2 separate regions of the Homo sapiens genome follow, and region 1 is linked to region 2. A link is a loop called in an ENCODE intact Hi-C map of the cell type or tissue named here. Cell type or tissue: heart right ventricle. All regions are shown on one strand. Each heading gives the region's core, and the rest is flanking DNA. Links, peaks and the distances in the headings are about the cores only. Region 1 overlaps LOC102724227 (a long non-coding RNA gene). Region 2 holds the start of LOC102724227 (a long non-coding RNA gene).

What was found. Hi-C counts contacts between places; a loop is a spot of excess contacts. Peaks named below come from ENCODE experiments on the same cell type or tissue, not always from the same donor. Only the 100,000 strongest peaks of a DNase experiment are listed, where the experiment ranks them.
Region 1: a loop joins it to region 2, with 2.0 times the contacts of the local background. A loop is called at or near these places in 1 of 110 quality-filtered maps.

Annotation. Positions count from the first base shown.
Region 1 is chr12:18,800,396-18,810,766 of GRCh38, reverse strand. All of the region lies in intron 4 of LOC102724227 (a long non-coding RNA gene), which reads right to left. Among named protein-coding and RNA genes, the nearest start is that of CAPZA3, 67 kb to the right of the region's middle. In heart right ventricle, for the core only: CTCF peaks have their summits at 4,892 and 5,091; no DNase peak of the experiment used is centred there; H3K27ac peaks cover 380 bases.
Region 2 is chr12:18,747,809-18,758,179 of GRCh38, reverse strand. LOC102724227 (a long non-coding RNA gene) reads right to left here and starts at 5,020. Exons shown (of 6, transcript XR_001749032.2): 1 at 4,410-5,020. RefSeq lists an enhancer at 4,220-4,791. In heart right ventricle, for the core only: no CTCF peak of the experiment used is centred there; DNase peaks (open chromatin) are centred at 4,220, 4,389 and 5,475; H3K4me3 peaks cover 1,573 bases; H3K27ac peaks cover 5,443 bases.

The DNA of each region.
Region 1 (10,371 bases), core at 1,568-9,567, 52 kb before region 2:
AAAAACACTGTCTTATCTATCCAAATGTCCCCATATGGTCCTCTCACTGCTCTAATTTTCTCAGTTCATCATCTTTTCTCAAGCCCATCTTAGTGACTCAGGTCTGAACTTGATTATTTAGTCCTGTTCCCAAAAGGCCTCTAGCATCACCTGCTACCTGATGAGCTTCATAAGTCTGAGATTTATGCGGCCTCTCAGTTTGATGATGAAACTCAGAATTTTTGAATAATTGATGGATAAAAATCACATTCACTGGGACTGATCCAATCAATTCTAATGCTGCTTGATAGCTGGCCCACTGCAGCAGTCCCTCCAACAGAAACACAAAATGGAACATTTCTTCTCATTTTAATGTTAATCATGAATTCCATATGCAAATTCTTGCTACTTCATACCCTGCTATACTAGCTTTCTAGGGGAGGGAAACAGTCTACCAGGGACATAAAGAGTCTGGTGTTTTTGATTCCTGAAATAAATGTAAATGCTGGGTCCTATATGTTCCCACTCACTCCTCTAGTATTATCAGTTACTAATATTTGCCATCTTTCCAGCATTTTCAGTGTTGTGTGCCAGTCATGAGTCAAATGACTCCCCCTGAGGTGGGACCATCTGGAAATTTCTCTATTTATGGAATCAGTAGTCTGTATCCATGTAAAGGCTACGTGGACCAGTTGAAAGACCGAGAGCAGCCACCGCGTCTCCACAGAGCCAGTCAGTAAAGCAGAAATACAAATTTGAACCAGTCCAAGCGTGTCTGATCTTTCTCTCTTTCTTGTGCCAAAAATAATTCTAATTTCTTTTTTTTTTTTTTGAGACAGAGTTTCACTCTTGTTTCCCAGGCTGCAGAGCGATGGCACAATCTCAGCTCACTGCAACCTCTGCCTCCCAGGTTCAAGCAAGTCTCCTGCCTCAGCCACCCAAGTAGCTGGGATTACAGGCATGCACCACCACACCCGGCTAATTTTGTATTTTTAATAGAGATGGGGTTTCTCCATGTTGGTCAGGCTGGTCTCGAACTCCCAGCCTCAGGTGATCCGCCCGCCTCAGCTTCCCAAAGTGCTGGGATTACAGGCGTGAGCCTCCACACACGGCCAATAATTCTACTCTCTAAAATGTAGTAAGTATGGCCGGGCGCAGTGGCTCACGCCTGTAATCTCTGCACTTTGGGAGGCCGAGGCAGGTGGATCACGAGGTCAGGAGATTGAGACCATCCTGGCCAACACAGTGAAACCCCGTCGCTACTAAAAAAAAACCACAAAAAATTAGCCGGGCGTGGTGGCGGGCACCTGTAGTCCCAGCTACTCAGGAGGCTAGGCAGGAGAATGGTGTGAACCCAAGAGGCAGAGCTTGCAGTGAGCCGAGATGGCGCCACTGCACTCCATCCTGGGTGACAGAGCGAGACTCTGTCTCAAAAAAAAAAAAAAAAAAAGTAGTAAGTATGCATTGTGTCTGGGTTCAAAACTAATATTCAACTTTGTGAGTGAGCTGTTTATATGTTCTCATTTAGTAAATTCATGAAATGTTATGTGATATTGGTCTCTGCCTGGATCGTCCATTCTTGAACCATGCTTTCTCTCATAAACTGCAATTCCAAGCTCAGCATGATCTCCTCAATGCCCCTCTGAATCACCCATGCTAGTCTAAGCTGCTCACCCAGCTAAATGATTATTAACATGAAAGGGCAAATTCCTGTTTATAGGGATAGTTTTTCCTCAAATTCAGAATATAACATATTCATGTCATACATGTGTTATTTAACATACTTTTTATGATAAATATTGTCATCCTTGAGATTAAAAAATCCACTGCATATAAGAAGTCTTTGTTTCTGTAAGATATGAATAATACATTATTAAAAGCAGTCATAATCATTGCTCACTTAACAGAGTAATGTCTATTTCAGTTGCCTCAATAGGGCTTAAGATGGGTTGGATCATTAACAGTATGGAAAGGAACTATAAGTTTAATGTATAAGATATACTATAGTGTCCAATTGGTTTTTTAAAGGCTCTTTTTCTGATTCTTGGCAACAATTAAACTATACTTCATGTGGTACTGAATTAACCAGAAGTAGCAGGATCATTTTACACCTATAGTTAGTACTTTTCCTATTTAAGGTGAACTGGACTACGGTATCTCTAGAAATATTCTGCTTTGCCTAAATGATGCGTTGCATACTAACTGCAATGCAATGCCATTTTCCTGCTGATCACTCTGTATTGTCCTAGATGTCTTTTCTCTTATGATTGGCCGCCATTTGGCAGTGGCTACTTAAGCCACTTTCCTCATAAGAGAGTTCAGTAAATAAACACTTAAATGCACCAGGGGTGTAGCTTTTACAAAGTCCTTGGTAATTCACATAATCACCCCCTAATGTTTTATAAGAATCTTTGAGCAAAGCTTGCTGTTATACTGTCCCATGGGGTAAGAGCACTTCCCCCAAAGATAATGTGAACACATGTTTTAAAGTCTATTACATGGTTTGAAGTAAATGGTATGTAGAGGGAAAAAATAATAAAGTTCAAATAAGCAAGCACACAGTTTTCAATAACATTGGACGATTTCTACTGAGAATTGATATCTAAAAGATTCATGGCATGTCAATTTAACAGAAGGAAGCACAAGCCAATGGGAAAAGTTGAAAGAATGAAATTGACATAAGCAAGAAAAAAGGAGGAGGGGTTCTCCAAACAGGGTGAGTTCAATATTAAAAAAAAAATCAAATAAAATCAAGAGGGTAGGATTTTATAAAGTATTCTTAAGTCCCTCGTCTTAATAACTTCTCCTTTCCTCTCCCAGGAGGCCTGCATCTGTGACAGTAATATTAAATGTCAAGTGTTGCGACAAACGGTGATGCCCTTTCATTGCTCTCATCACCTATTTATGCTAAGCTTATAGAAGGCTTCTCTGATTAGAAGTCATTGACAGAGAAGCTCAGCATGGTTTCTTTTGAACAGTCATAAATAGTTGAAGACTTGCAGTATGCATAAAATTAGAATTCCTAATAATTTCCCAGCAGAGAAAATATCATTTTTTTATAATTTAAAAATATACTCAGCCATAGGTTTAAATACACCATACATTCAAATCTTAGCATCAGGCTAAAATCTCTTCTATTTAATATTCAATTTAATGTTTAAAGCCATTGGATCAGATTCTTATGTCAGATGTCTTCTTTGGTTCTTATCTTTGGAGATTATATTACTTTGATGTTACTGGGAAAGAACTATGGCATCCGAACACCTCACAACTGGCATGGCCTTAGATTTTTGCTTTGCCTAAGTTCCTGGAAGAACCACTTCTAACGCTAGGTCTCCAACTCCATTGCCCACACAATACCACTACTCTGTGTCCAAGGATACTTATTTTTAATACAAATATTTTTCAGTGGAATCATAGCCTGTCATTTATTTATTATTTTCTTTTAATGAACAGAAGAATTTGAATCCTTCCGGCTCTTTTTTTACCAGCTCTGTCAGTTTTAATCAAGTTACTAGTCTTCTTTGAGCTTCAGTTTTTTATTTGTTAAATGATATTAGATAATTTCTCAGGTCTCTCCAGACACTCAGATATTATATGCTACGCCTTTCACTACTGAACATGTTACATTTAGTATCAGAGAAAAATTTATTGGACATTTTTCTGTGAGTCCATCTTTCTATGAACTGAGTCTTCATAGCTCATAGAGCTGGTTAAAATATCAAAAACCAGAAAAGGTCATAGTGTTTGGCTATCCTGGATGAAAACTGAACTTCTATGGGTGTTCACCATTTTCTTGGACAATTATGGCAACCTCTTCTTGATATTTCCTAACTGGGAACTACCTTTTCTCTTCTGCCCAGTAGCATAGGGTTCTTTCCCCTATGTAAGTTTCACAGAGCCCCTTGCTGGTTAACATCAAGACAGCGGGAGTGGGGTGGTTTTAGACTGAGCTCACTGTAGAGAAAAGTTTGTAAATCTAGTGGATTTAGAAATTGGGCTGAGGTGGTCTCCAGCCTCTGGTGGATATGAACTTCCCTTCTTATTCTCTGCCATCTGTTTTTTATCTGGGATAGTCATATTTCAGATTCTGAGACTATAGTCTTTTCCCCCCAACAACATGTGCAGGTGCGAAACACCATGATTCTTGTCTTGAGGAACACACATCTAGATTGTGGTAATACATAGATAAATATGCTGTTGTGGTTTAGCTCTATTAGACATTGTAAATATCTAGACAAAAGGACTTGAGCAACATTTGGAACACGTGCATGTGGGGATCTAGCCATAAGCCACTGAGTTCTGATATTTAGTGAGGGCAGATGGAGGGAGGGGGAAGTGATTTTTTAGGAAAAGATAGTGTTGGAAAAGTGATTCCCGAGTTAGGCAAATACCATCAAAGCATTTGAGCGTGATTTGATTTCTTCACTTTTTAAAGATAAGAACAAGGTTAAGGACATTAGATAATTTGTCCAAAGTCATATAATTAGTACGTAGCAGTAGATTGCAATATTTAAATTCATTTCCATATAATTTCATAAGACATTATTTTCCTATTATCCAAATGCCTTGGTGCCACATATATTTTGGGTACCAGAATTTAGAAGACAATACAGTGCAAATATCACGTACTATATAAACAGTCCCAGCAAGGCCTGGGGCTCCCTGTAATCAAACAGATTCATATTTTGGCAGAAAAACAATAACGTTCACCTAACGTGAGATAAAAAATGTCTGTAAATAGCCTTACGCGAATGCAGGTCAGGTTTTGCAGCCAAATGACTCAGGTCATTTCAGCTTCGCTGCCAAAAGAGTTTGGAGCTTTAGAACTTTTTGAATTTCAGGATTTTAGATTTAAGAATCATGCCCTTGATCATTAGCCTGCCTGAGTCTATTGAGGGAGTTTTGAGTGGGCTCTGGACCAAAGCTAAGTTTTCTGACTGGGGAAACTGTCTCTATCCCAGGCCTCCCTGCAGCCCTATCTGGACTGGTGAGTGTCAGGACCTGCAGCTCTCACCCTGAGGGGCATAAGGCCCAGGGGCTTCTCCCTGAGCAGCGAGAGGTGAGGGTCTTTGGAAACACGCAGTGCTCCATGGCAAGGGAGCCTCTTGTGGCCATGTTCTCACTGCATCTTTAACATGCTTTGTGACCAGAGTTTACAGAAGGAACTTTTCAATGATATCACATTTTCTATTATATTTGGGAGGTCACTGAAAAATATCGGACTTAAATCTGTATAAATTCGCATTGCAGCTAAATTCAAAGAAGCATATCTAATTTGAAAAGTGATGGATATCTATTGTTAATGAGCTAAAGCTGTGTTATGCTAAGGTTATTTGAAAATAGAGTGAGATTAGAAGTGGAAGTGACAGTGTTTTTTCTTTTCCATAGGCTGGGCTTCTGGGACAGGAAAAAGCTATTATGTACCTGAAATATTTTAAAAACTGATGTATGGTATAATCACTTTCAAAAAAATACACTATTTGAAATATAACTAGTTGATAGCTTTTTTTTTGTTCTATATCTCCAATTGTTTCTATATCTTAACATGGTAGAAACATTAATACTTTCTAAATTGTGATTGAACATGAAGTTAATGTTATGAGGATATTAAGAATTCATGCCATGACAGCAGTCTGAAATATAGAGGTACATTATGTTGTACCCAAAATAAATTTGACCTTGGTGCTTCCCATGCATTAATCACTTTCTTCTGGGCACAATAATAGCAGAACACTAACTGGATATGAATAATGGATGCCAAATTTTTAGACCAATTTTTAGCTCTTTAGTCTTTGTATGAACACAAAATGAGGTTAAATTAAGATTCTCATTCTGTTTCAAGTGCCCAAATTTAAGATATTTATAATTTATTAGGCTTAGAGGTTTTTCATTAGTATAAACTAAATAGCTGCTACAATAAATGTATGGCCGTATGGATTAAAACAGTATTCTATAGGTGTGTTGCCTTACCTTAGGTCTATAATCAAATTCAGATTGATCAATTTAGGTGATATGAACTGATTTGTGAAACCTCAACAGAGCACAAAGGATAAAGTAGCACATAGGATAAATCTATACCATGATAGGTGAGAGCAAATTCATGTAAATGAGAATAATCAAAGACATATCTGATGATAGAGTTAATCTAATTATGAAGTTTTAAAATCAAATGAAGTCTTTTTCATGAACTTAATGACTGAAAAGTATATATGCTAAGAGTTAATTATATCTTTTGGCTGGATAAAGACCAGTATCTTATGTTCTCTAACTTAAGAACTAGAACCTGAGATACTGGTCTTTATCCATTGTATTCTCAGGCATAAGAGTATAACTTGAACTTAATTTAACTTTGATATGCTCAACATTGCTAGATTTATTTTGTTTAATAATCATAAACTTTATCAATGATAGTTCCTGAAGTACCTTAGTTTTTGTAATCATATCATATACAGCAGCTTCATCATGTGCCTCAACTTCTTTGTAGAACAAAATAATGGGAGGTGAATATAAATATATGAATAAAAATAGAAAAGCTAAGTCAGTTTCTATGATGGAGAAAGAATACTTCTATATTTATTTTGCATTTAGAGAAATAATGTTCAATAGTCAATTCAGTTATTATTGGACATTGCTTTTCCTACTAAAGTTTGATTATATAGAAATGTTCAAAAGATGTTTACCCATAAATTATATTTTCCTTCCTGCTACCAAGATATCTATTTTGAAATTCTCCTTTAAGGCTCTTTTTGGCTGCCTCTTCATTCTTTATGAGGATTATTTCTGTTAAAATAAAATCAGCAAAAGATAAATCTTCAATCATACATGAGTAAGTGACTAAAGTTTATAGTTTGCATTAAAATTAGAGCCTAGAGCTAGTTAAGAACTGTTTTATGATTAGGAGATGTTTCAGTTTTCTCAGATACATTTTCTCCTGAAGGAATGTGTGGGTCTGTTCTCTCAGGATGGTCTCAGTATCATGCTGGTACCTATTATTTACATACATCTAAGTAGAAAATATTTTTAAAAATCACTGTGGAATGAGGGTGGCATGTCTCAGTGTTGTTTTCAGTTTGGGGCTACTCATCATGATTATTATATTATATATTAAATTCTACAGTCAATAAAACATGGATATTTCCTAATTTAATTAGTCAAGAAAATAAAAAATAATACAGGGCATGATATGGTTTCTAGTGAACACACTATACTTTCTTGAAACAACATAGTAGTGGTGATTTACTATGCATTTTATTGATGTCATCAGCAGATGAAACAAAATCACAGTCCTTTCTTGTGAGATGATATACCATGCAGATTGGGAAAAGTAATCCAGCTGCAGAGGCTGACAATCAAGAGCAATTAGTAAATGGTTGTTTTAAATAAAACGTTTTAAATAAAGACTATGTCAAGTACTTTCAACACGTGCATGTGCACTGATTGCTAAGTCTTGCTTTAAAAAGGGCCTTCTTCTCTGAGACTTTAGCCACTCAGTAGCCAGTACCAAAATTGTGACCATGGATTCTTAAGTGGATCACCACTTTCCAGGGAAAAGAGCTTATAAATTGAACTTATTTATATGAACTACACATGACATGAAGTCACTTTTTTTTTTTTTTCTTTGAGACAGAGTCTCGCTCTGGCACCCAGGCTGGAGGACAGTGGTGAAATATTGGCTCACCGCAGCCTCCACCTCCCGGGTTCAAGCAATTCTCCTGCCTTAACTTCCTGAGTAGCTGGGATTACAGATGTGCATCACCATGCCCAGCTAATTTTTGTATTTTTTGTAGTGACGGAGTCTCACTATGTTGCCCAGGCTGATCTTGAACTCCTGGGCTCACGTGATCCACCTGCCTCAACCTCCCAAAGTGCTGAAATTACAGGAGTGAGCCGCTGCTCCTGACCCAAAGTCACATTTTTTATCAGCTCCTAAGACCTACTATAAAGCTGGCCGTATTGCAATAAAATAAGAGCTTTTCTATATCTTATATAAATCTTGTTCAGAATGTTCATTTGGGAATATAGGTTATCTTTGTCTAGACTTGACTCCCCTGATATGGCATGACAGTAAAATCCTGTAAATGTATAATAAAAATATGAAAGGAAGAGAGAAACAGTTGACAAGACCACTTTCATTCTCTGGGTAGTTTATTCTGTCCTGCACACCATTATAATCAGAAAGTTTTAATAACGTGCATTCAATATTTTGTTATATCAGTCTAAGATTGTTTCATGCATTAATTTCCACAATAAATGGGTTATACACAACTATGGAACAAAGCCGATCCAGTCACTAAGCTGGGGATTTCTTTTGTAGGGGTGTAATGTTAACTCTTGTAACCTTCCTTTTTCTCTGCTTCCATTGCTGACAGATCCCTTTTGCAACTATTCCTTCAGGAGTAACATTAGTTCATCTATTTTTAAGATTTTGAGAGTCTTCATAACATTCCCTACAGATCAGTAACAGAACTTAGAAGTCACCTCCAATGAACTGATGAACTAGGAGCATTATAATATTGGAAAACAGATCACCTTATAAAAAATAAGATAACAGATACTCCAGATGGGTCTAGTTGGGGCCTGAATTCAAGAATTCATAAGGGTAAACAATTGTCAAGTATTTGCCAGAGTGGGCCATACACAGTTCTGCGGAGCGAGAGTCTTTATTTAATATAAGTTTTACAATCAACAGTGCTTTAAGAAACCATTGTCGGCCAGGCAAGATGGCTTATGCCTATAATCTCAGCACTTTGAGAGGCCAAGGCAGGAGTATACCTTGAGGCCTAGTGTTCGAGACCAGCCTGGGCAACATAGTGAGACCCCATCTCTACAAAAAATTTAAAAAAAATAGCCAGGTGTCGTGTTGCGCACCTGTAGTCCCAGCCATTCAGGAGGCAGAGGCAGAAGGATCACTTGAGCCTAGAAATTCAAGGCTGCAGTGAGCTATGATCTCACCACTGCACTGCAGCCTGGGCAACAGAGGAAGACCTTGTGTCCAATTAAAATTAAAAAATCATAGTCAATGGTCAATTAGAAAGAGATGTGGGGTTGATGAAGTTCACAGCAGTATTTCTTGAATTATGGAGAAAAATGGGTCTCCAAGATGGCAATAGGGGCTTGGTGTGGTGGCTTATACCTGTAATTCCAGAACTTTGGAAGGCTGAGGCAGGAGGACTGCTTGAGCTCAGGAGTTCAAGACCAGCCTGGGCAACATAGTGAGACCCTGTCCCTACTGAAAGGAAATTTTAAAATGATGTTAAATGAGATGTCTTCCATGGACTCAGTTATGACAATCATGCCATTGGTAGTTATATCCCAGAATCTGGCCTCATTCCCTACTTTAATTGCCAAAACCCAATACTCATACTATAATACTAAGAAGATTATAGTATGATTTAAATTACTTAAGATTGTAGTATTTCTGGATTATGTGGATGATGACAGTAATGATTTTGCTTCCCATTATCCCTATCAGTATAGCAACTAGCAGGGAGAGTGTCATTTATACCCAAACATAAATTTTATATATATATATATATATATATATATTTTTTTTTTTTTCCATTCAATACTTCTAAAACACTAACTATATGCCCCATTTTCTCATAGAAAAATTCCCCACACTCAATGATCTTACATGATAGTGGGAAAGGACATGTAAATAAATATAGAAAGAAGTATATAATATGTCAGATGGCAATAAGTTCTTTGAAGAAAAATAAACAGTATAAGGGAGATAGAAATACTTAGGCAAGCTAGGGAAGGGGTTCCTATTTTATATAAAGTGGTCAAGAAAGCTAATATGGTGAAATTTCTGTATCTTAGAAACAGCGGAGAGGCTGGGCGTGGTGGCTCACGCCTATAATCCCAGCACTTTGGGAGGCCGAGGCAGGCGGCTCACGAGGTCAGGAGATCGAGACCATCCTGGCTAACATGGTGAAACCCCGTCTCTACTAAAAATACAAAAAAAAAAATTAGCCGGGCTTAGTGGCGGGCGCCTGTAGTCCCAGCAACTCCGGAGGCTGAGGCAGGAGAATGGCGTGAACCCGGGAGGCGGAGCTTGCAGTGAGCCAAGATTGCACTACTGCACTCCAGCCTGGACGACAGAGTGAGACTCCGCCTCAAAAAAAAAAAAAAAGAAAAAATAGCAGAGACAAGAAAGAGTGACCTCTGTGGCTGTCTAGGGTAAAAGAAGCACTTCAGGGAGCGGGAACAAGAAGGGCCAAAGTACTGAGATGGGGCCTGTGTGTAGTGCCCCATGCAAAACACCCAATGTGGTGACTGGCGATGGGGAGGAGGGGAGAATCTGAATTCAGAGAGATTATAGAAAACCAGATTATGTAGGTCACTTTAAGGATTTATGAAATTATTTTAAATGATTTGGGAAACCAC
Region 2 (10,371 bases), core at 1,376-9,375:
TCTTCTTTTCACTTGAACACTTAGAGGCTATTTATAGGTTATTAATTGGCCCAATTTCAATATTGTTTTGTCTCAGGGAATAGGAGAGCCCAAGGAGAGGGAGAAAGATGGGACAATTGCTGGTCTGTGAAGCAGTCAGAACACACAATATTTATCAATTAAATTTGCTGTCTTGCATGTGCGATTACAGTGTCAGTAGCAATATCAAAAATCACTGCCAGGTGTGGTGGCTCACGCCTGTAATCCCAGCAATTTGGGAGGCCGAGGTGGGTGCATCACCTGAGGCCAGGATTTTGAGACCAGCCTGGCCAACATGGTGAAACCCCATCTCTACTGCAAATACAAAAAAAAAAAAAAAAAAATTAGCCGTGTGTGGTGATGGATGGCTGTAATCCCAGCTACTCAGGAGGCAGAGGCGGAAGAGTCTCTTGAACCCAGGAGATGGAGGTTGCAGTGAGCTGAGATCGCACCACTGCACTCCAGCCTGAGAGACAGAGTGAGAGTCTGTCAAAAAAAAAAATCACATATCATCATAAAAGATGTGATAATAATGCAAAATTTGAAATATTGCATGAATTACCAAAATGTGTCACAGAGACGTAAAGCGAGCACAGGCTATTGGAAAAATGGCATTGATACGCTTGCTTGACACGGTCAGCTTCAAGCTGTTGCTAGCTTGAAGTGAGGAGGCAAATGACTACAAATTAGGCTGTTGATTATTTTATATGCAACTGAAAAGTGTTCTGGAACTGTCAAATTCCTTAAGATAGTAGATAAAAACTGTTACATGATTTTTTTTTTCAGATTGGAGTTTCTCATATGCTGAAGTAGTTAAACTTATTTTCTGAAATCATTTCATAAAATAATTATTCTGATTTCTGTCAGTCTAATCTTGTTTCATCTCTAAAATATTTAATATTTTCTACTTCCTACTAGGAAAATATAATTGAAACTAACTGCTGGATTAAGTAATTTTTAGTAGTACATATAATTTTTAAAATAAAATACATAGACAATTTTGATTAGAGATTTGTTAACTATACTTTATACATAGTTCATGTATATATATATCAGACTCCTCACTATAAATAACTCATAATTTAGTCTTGCAAATTAAGAAATAAAAATGGCATTTGATCATGTCAATTTATTAGAAAATGATAAATTACATTATGTAGATATGAAAAATTGCAGTCTTGGTTGCTTTTAGTAACTTACATTACAAGATATGACTTCTAATTTATTTCACAGTGAATTTTATATTTCTGAAAATACGTGTATTATCCTTTTACTGGAAGTTAAAACTTGAGGTCTGATTTTTTTTTAAGAGTGGCTGATGGCTGACATTATTAAATGTGGGTTGGCTTGCTTAATTAGGTTATATGGTGGATATTTCCCACTAATTAAATGAGCATAACACTGCATTTTGTTCCTGGATGTTGACAGTTTTCAAAGATGCATTGAGTTGAATATTTTAATTTCTCCCTCCCTGCCTAAATATATTGAATTAAACACAACCCCTTTCAGTGAAAGAGCCACTGGTATAGGCTTGTCATTGAGTGAGTCATGGTAAAGACTTTGTGCTCTTAGCGCTCTTCCTTTCAGAAATTGAGGATGTCAGTGGCTCTAATAATAGAATAACAAGTCCATTTTCAAATATATTGGTTTCTTATTGTTTGCTTTCAATATAACAGAAGGGCTGGCTAACAAAGTGTCCATTGACATATTATTAAAAATAATGTTTGATGATAGACTACTGTGATTTTTTTGGTATAAAATTCAGAAGAATTTAAAGAACTGAGTGATATTGTCATAAGAAAACTCTTTCCCATTCACTTTTTTTCTGATCAACGTTGCTCATTGCTCATATCTATGAAGTAAAAATAAAAATAGACTGGATGCTGAACACTCTGTCTTTCTAGTAATAACTAATATTCATTGATAGATATATAAACTAATCCAAAATAAATGAGCTTGATCCATGTCAGTATGAATTGTGTTTTCAATAAGTTTAAATTTTTATCTTTAAAATTACATTAAATTTGTTAATATCTTTATGTTGTTTTGAATAGTTGTTTATAGAAGAGAAAATTTTTAAATCTTTTAGACTGGTGGGCACAGGAAAAAATCATACACATGTTTTTGTAGCAAACATGTATGACAGAATAATCAGTGAAAGACTTTTCAGCATAAAAATGTATTAAATTAGTATAAAATGTATTGGTGAAATGACATAGAAAGTTCAAACAGAGAAAGAAACTACATAAAATTAGGGAAGTGTTCGTCTTTTTTTAAGAAAATGAATAAATCTAGTGTATTTAGATTCTGCTGCATACTTAAAAAATCTGATAAAAAGATTTTATTTGAAAATGTTGATATTTACAATATGTCTCAAACTACATGTTACTTTTCACTTTTTAAAAGATAAATCTTAAACATCAACTTAAAAATGTACAAGAAGATACCTATTTTTCTAAAATTCTTCCAAAATTTTAGGGATTTGTCAGTTGAAGTCCTCTATCTTAGGGGACCATGTTTTCTTGGTGATAACTTTTAAAGTCTGTCTTTTTCTTTATTGAAGGAATTATTTTTGCCTGGATGGTGGCCAAGCCTCTTTATCTCCAAGAGGGGACTGCACCAAGGTCCTCAGGAACATGACCACATTAGTGGTTGAATCAAGGCCCTTCAGCCTGTTCTAACTTACTACCCCAGCCTTGCACTGTGGCCCCCACCAGAGCTCCATACTCTCTCCACATCAAATCTCTCAGTCTGTGACAATATCAGATCCTTTTGTACTTTGGTGCTTTGAACCTTACGTTTCTTCTGCCTGCAGCCATCATCTCACTGTCAAAGGCAAAGGCAAAAACAAAGACAAAAACTAAAACCCAGAACATGTAGGGAGATTGATTTTATTTGGAATTTTGCAATACCAAGAGCACCCCAGATCTGAGGATCAGAGCGTGTCATCAGGGTGGTTTTGCCTTGGATTTTATAACAAAGAGCTTGTCTAAGCTATATGTGGGATGACTTCACAGTTAGGATTTTTTTTTTTTTTTTTTTTTTTGTAATCAGGGGGAGACTCAGTCTGTCAGGTTGTTACTGGAAAGGGGTTCCAATCCAGACTCCAAGACAGGGTTCTTGGATCTCGTGCAAGAAAGAATTCAGAGCTAGTCCATACAGTAAAGTGAAAGCAGGTTTATTAAGAAAGTATAGGAATAAAAGAATGACTATTCCATAGGCAAAGCAGCAGCACGGGCTGCTCAAATAAGGATACTTATAGTTATTTCTTGATTATATGCTAAACAAGGGGTGGATTATTCATGAGCTTTCCAGGAAAGGGGTGGGCAATACCCGAAACTGAGGGTTCCTCCCCTTTTTAGACCATATAGGATAATTTCCTGACATTGCCATGGCATTTGTAAACTGTCATGGTGCTGGTGGGAGTGTCTTTCTGCATGCTAATGCATTATAATGAGCAGTAAGGACAACTAGAGGTCACTTGTGTTACCATCTTGGTTTTGGTGGGTTTTGGCTGGCTTCTTTTCTGCAACCTGTTTTATCAGCAAGGTCTTCATGACCTGTATTTTATGCCAACCTCCTATCTCATCCTGTGACTTAGAATGTCTAATCTCCTGGGAATGCAGCCCAGTAGTGATAGGGACAGGCGGCAAAGAAATTCTGGGCAGAAGAGGGCAGGTCCCTGGTAAGGGCCCCACCCTCAAGCCAAAAAGCCGGAGACTGCAGCCCAAAGTGAGAGTTTACATCGCTGTTTTCCTGCTTGAATGTTGCCTTTTCCAACACAACCCATAGACCCACCCTGCCCCATTCTGTGCCTGTAAAAACCCCAAACCCAGCCGGCAGAGAGAGGAGAAGCAGCTGGACGTTGGCTACTACTGCTGGGTGTTGGAGAAAAGTGGCTTGACTTCAGAGGGACAGATTGACAGCTTCTCTGGTAACTTCAGAGAGGAATCCGGCAGGAGATAGCTGGACTTTGGGGGAAGAATACCTTCCCACTTTATCCCCTTTGCAGCTCTCCTTCACATTGAGAGCCACTTTCATCTGCAATAATATCCCCCACGTTTACCATCCTTCAATTTGTTCACATGATCTCATTTCTCCTGGACACTGGACAACAGCTCGGGAGCTGTGAGTGTGGATGCAAAAAGACTGTCACACTGACCCTTTGCCTTTGTTGGCAGAAGGCAGCTGCCTCACATGAAAAGGCAGAGGGTACACTGAGCTGTTAACGCTTAAGCTGTCCATGGAGGGAAGAGCGAAAAGAGCTCTCTAACACTCCCTCTGGGGCTTCAAGGGTCGTGGGCACCCCCGCAGTGCTGCCGCTGAGCATGCACAGAGTTTGCTCTTGCCAGCACCCAGTAGCACTCACCCTGGCTCCTGCACCCGCTTACCTGTGTGCCCTGTCCGACGAGGGGTGGAAAGCAGCGGGTCTGAGTGAGTGGAGTTTGCTCTTGCCAGCTATGAAGTAGCCAGCTGATTCTAGCACTCGTGTATTCCAGTTCCCGCCTTGTTGGCTTGCTCACTCCCTCCTATGAGGAGTTGAGAGCTGTGGGCTGAGTAAACGGGGCACCCCTGTTGCGAGTTCCACAAAGGGGTCAGTGAAATGTCCTGCTTCAGTAGGTCTCAGCCTTATTTTATCCAGCCAGTATTCAAGTTGCTCTGGTTCGAATGCCTCTGACAAGATGAACAAGAAATGTTTATCTCTGTGTCAAGCTAGTTTTGGGAGGATAAACAGTTCAGCTAATTATTTATGAAACAAAGACAGTTTTTCAGGGTCTGGCTTTGTTATACAGAAACATTTGTGAGTCTTATGTGAGTTAGGAGAAAGAGTGAATTTTGAGTCTCATGTGTCACCTGGGAAGGGGATTCTTTGCAGTAAACCCTTTCCCAGAACACAAAAAGGGTGAGGAATTCTGGAAAGCTACTTTTCAGAACCACAGGGCATAGGTAAATTTCAGTGTCACCAGCCTGGTTAAACCTTTGGGTCCTAAGTACTTCCTTTGTCAAACTGAATCCTCAGGCTCCCCAGGAAATAGAATTGAGACAGGGATTAGCTTGCCGGATGTTTACTGGGAGGTCCTTTTGGGATTAACAGCTGTGGAGAGCAGGTGAGAAAAGCTGTTTAGGGTGGAACAAAATTCCACAAACCAAATCTGGTTCATGGCCTGATTGTATTTGGCCCTGAGATAAGTAAGAATGGTTTTTACATTTTCAATGGGTTTAAAAAAAAAAATAGGCTATCCGACAGAAATTGACCTTATGTGGCCTGCAAAGCCTAAAACATTTTACTCTGTAGCCCTTTCAGAAAAAATTTGCCTACTCCTAGGTTGGAAGGGGGACGGGGAACTGCTGATTCAGTCATAACAAAGGCCTTAGTCAATCCTCCTGGGAACTTGGAAGCTGGGATGATGCTGCAAAGTTGTCTTGAACTGGGGCAAAGGGGTAGGATTTCCCATGTGGTCTGCTCCTGGGAAGGAACCTTATCTTGATGAGGCAGCTGGAGGACGAGTGCTTCAGTCCTCCAGGGAGGGTGGGGGGTGGTGGAAGCATTCACTATGTGAGCCTTCTCTAACTTCCTGAGGGAGAGTTTTTTGCTCTCCTTTCGTCTCCCACAGTGTGAAGTTTTTGCCTAATTAGTCCTTTACATGCCAGTATCCTCCTCTCAGCTGGGACCTACCAGGAACAAGAAGAGTGTGCAATTTCCTTTTGTGCTCCTAGTGCGTAATGTAGAGTCTGGCATAAAGATTGGGCTCACTAGCTATTAACCGAATGAGGAAATATTCTTGCCTTTTATAAGACTGAAATATGGAAAATAATCTGTCTAGGCATTCATAGAATAAGTGGAAGGGTTTTTTAAGAGTCAGATATCTTGTAAACCAGACCTTTGTTTATTTTTATGAAATGGATATGAACGGATGCATGACATTTGAATACAAGAAAAGTAGAATGTCCAATTTCAATCACACACTTGGATTTGGGAGAAATTCTCCCCCTGGCTTCATAAGCTGCCCTATTAATGTTCCTGACACTTCCTGGCATGTGGTAGGAACAATATGGATTTCTCTGCTGGACTTTGATTAGCTTCATTTATCTCTAACTTCCAAACACAAAACTCACTATCTCCTGCCACTCTTCAGATGAGCCAACTTAATTCGCTTCCTCTGGACCTGAATCAGAAAAAGCTGTTAATTCTAGGACAAGGGATTCTAGATCCTGCTTACCATGAAGGGGAATATTGCTTTATTTATTCTTTGTATTGATTGAATCTATAGGAACAAGAAGCAAAGGTACTAATTTCTCAATATTGCTCTCTGTTAAAATTATTATCTCTGAATTGCAGGAAACATAGAGATAACACCTGAAGTTACAATAACTATCGCTCTTTAAAAGGTCCATAGCAAGACTCTGTCTCAAAAAAGAAAAAGAAAAAAAAGATCTTCAGCTCCTGGAGAGCAGAGATCATTACTCATATTGTTTTTCAGTCTATAGTTCCTGTTACAGGGATGTTTTCAGGACAATAACTTGTAGAATGAATTGATGGGAAGTAAATTCTTTGTGATATGTCTAGTACTATAACACAGTATGGGTTAAAGTTTATGCTTTGCTCCACCAACAGTAGATGAACTGTACTTGTTTCAGATATTTTCACATTCTGTAGACTTTTGGGGAGAGTTTACTGTTGGCATCATTTGAAGTTTCTACATGGTCGCTTTCCCAGAAGAAAGCTAATAGAGTGGGCGTGCAGAAAAAGAGAATAGTTTAATTTGACGGACAGCACACCTAGGTTTCTAACTCTGGATGTAGATGGACAGCATTGACAGAGGGATCAAGAGGGACTCTGTTCTATTCTACTGACTCCATATTCTCTCAACATAGCCATTCCAAATACCTTTTGGCTTCAGTGCATACAAGTTGTATTTTAATTATATGCTTAAAATGTAATTGTATATATTTTGAGTTTGGTTATCATAATGCCTATAGTATTTTCTAGTGCTGCAGTATGAACTGTGCATTTCTAATGCACTCTATTTCACAGAATCACATATCTTGGGGTAGATGTAAATTGGCTGTCCAATATTAAGTCTTCGGCTGTCTGTCCTTTGTGCCAGAAACTCCAGGGCATCCTGGGAATACATGTGATTGTGTTTCAAGGGCACCAAACCATCTACAGTACCTATTTGAGAAGTGTCAACTCATTTTCTGTTATACTGTCATTTCCCAGAAAAATATCACTAATAATTTTACAGCTAAATTCCTTCTAATTTAACACTCTGTTTAAAGAGAAATGGATTTTTATCTTTGTGGTTTTGCTTTTTCTGACATATTCATTGAACTATAATAAGTAAAAATTTTAAAAATGAGTAGTTCAGCAACTTCTTTTTGTTAATTTTCTTCACCACCAGGAGACTAGACCAGGCAACAAGATAGATATGAACAAAGTTGAGGATTAGAGGGGGCAACTGGAGAGGCAGGAAATTTCTGCACTCCTTTGTGAAGCAGTTTTATAGAAGAGAAAATTATTAGAATTTTGAGTGAATCACAGTACAGTTATACTATATCTTTATGGTCAGGTTTTCATAATCTACTGATCTGGTAAGAAGAAATACACAACTTTTTCAATTTCCCAGTTAGAATTTGACACTGCTTACAGGTCCTGGCCTCTTTTGATCTCTCCTAAACAATCCTTTGGTAACAGTGACAGCCTATGAAGCCAAATTCACTTTTTCCAATCACCTCCTAGGTGAAAACAGAGATAATCTGTTTTTTCCAATCCCAGTTTGTGTTTGTCTTGAGAAATTCAACCCCAGCCAGATGAGTGGCATTTCTTGCTTTGCTCAGAGCACACCCTTGCCCAGCACTCAGCCTCATCTGATTACAACAGACCACTCACAGTTACATAAGGCAAGGTTGAAGTGTGGTGCTCTCTCCCTGACACAAGCGGAGGAGAGGGAAAATGTGGGGACATATTTCAGTTTAGCTTTGGCAGCTTTAACCTCATGCTGCTTCTGAATAAATAAAACAATTTTTTACTTCTGTTTGTTTTCCCTTTAGTTTCCTCCTTTTGTGGTTCTGGTTGTTTATTTTTGGTTTGCTTTCTTATTTCCCTTGTTTTAGCTTTTTTTATTCACCTGTTTTCTTTTATTCCCCATAGCTCATTTCTTTTCTCCTCTCTGCACAGGCAACCATTCTAATACATTTAATGTGTATTTTTTTTTTAAAAGAGCATGTGTTCTTGAAAAATGTATACTGCAATTTGTAAGCATCTCCTTTCAATTTTTGCATTTGTTATTGTGATATAAATCGCACTGTGTCTTACTCTTTGTTACCCAGCTGTGTGCTTTTAAGATCCACTCATGTTGCTCTGGGTATGTCTACTCCATTACTTGCAGCTGTCCCTGGTACTCCTTGGTGTGTATCTGCCACCTTTACCTTTTCATTCATCGAAATTGCAACTAACTTCCTGCCACTGCAGTGAACATCCTTGCACATGTTTTCTTCCAGAGCAGTGTGAGCATTTTGGAAAAAAATAGACCCAGGAATGGAATTGCTAAGTCATAGGGCATGCCTGCGATTAATTTGACTAAATAGTGCCACATGGCTGACAGCAGCCCTTGTCTACCTTCCCACTAGCAATGTATGAGACTTCTAAACACACACACACACACACACACGCACACACACACACCCTCTAACCAGAATTTACCTAAACTGGCTTCTAATTTTTGCCTTTTTAAAAGTGTGATATAAAACTAATTGCAGTTTTAATTTGCATTTCTTTGATGATTTCATATGCTTTTTTTCTTAGTTCTTCTGGGTTTTCTGTTCTATAAGTTTTTATATACTTCACCCATTTTTTGTATTAAGATTGCTATTTTCTGGTTGATTTGAACAGTTTCTTGTGTCAAAGTGTGTGTATACTGCTAGAAGAAAGAAGGGTAAGATTTACTTCTCTTCTTTATAGCGTCCCACTCAAGGTCTCAGTAATTTTACCCTTCATCAGCCATATGAAGATATTTTTCAAAGATTTGTTACAACTTATGAGAGCATTACAGTTACCTTGATTTACTAAGAAATTGTAGATTATTTTCTTTTAAAGTACCACCCACTTGTCGGCAACTTGGAAATAGAAATGAGAATGGAGCTGTTGAGACTTTCTTTCTTAGGGCAAGTTCCTCCAATTATCAGAAGGTACAGGGGAAAAAAATTGACATCCAATTCTACTTCTGCCATAATGCACAGCTGGGCTGCCCCATAATGATGGAAATGTGAGAAGCTCTTTCCAAGCATCTTCTCTGAAATTAGGTGTTGGCTCAACCATATCCTTTGTGTCCAAACCCTCACATGTCTAAACCCTCCTAAGATCTGCCTGATGGGCTTAGTAATAATAGAGGAAATGGAACAAAATGTGAATATAATGCTGGGCCAGGACTATAGTATTGATTAAAGTTGCATGATTGTTTTAAAAAAGCACTCAAATTATCTGGGCCTTGTTTCAGTTTCCCGAACTATAAATGAAGAAACAAAACTGTATGGTGGCTATTGTCTTTTAGTTAAGAAAGAAAAAAACAAAACACAAAACTATTAAAGTCTTCAAACTGTTTTCAAGCTTATACATGGCTCATCAGCAGAAGTCTTCAACATGAATTTTTCAAGGCAAGAATGGAATTAGTCATAAGGAAATTCCCAAAGAAAAGGAAAATTCTTTGTAGAAGGAGACTTTATCCAAAAATGAGGTATAAAATGAAATACTGAGGTGAATGCGCAAAATATTTATTAGGAAGCATTGAGAAATTATTCCAATATCCCTGCTAAAAAACATATAATGTATATAGAATTTTCCAGTATCTTCAGTAATAAGCCTTATATGATACTTCACTGTCACTGTGTTTGCAAATCACAGTGTTGAGATCAGCCTGTTGGCTGCCTAGCTGAGTGGTTTTCCCAGGTTTGATAAGAAAGCAGTCTTACATACCAATAAGTTAACTCACTCTCTCATGCCACAACTGCCTCTGAATTTAGGCTACATTTGCATGCCATTAGGGTCACAGATCACATTCCCAGGGAATGAAGAAAATAAATCTGTCCAATTAGCAAATCCTATTCGCACCACAAATTCTTCTTTATTTGCATGAGTTTGGAGTCTGAACATGGTGTTTGCAAAGCAAGGGCACTTTACATATTCTAAAATAAGAATGAAAAGTGACTAGGGAGATAAGAACAGTATGGTAAGAATTATATTTGTGTAACAAAATTAATTCAGGAAAGCTGTTGCATTTATAACCTAGAAGAGGTTGTCCTTTTCAGGGGAATTAAAATGGACTAAAATATACAGAACAGTTACTTGAAAAGCTT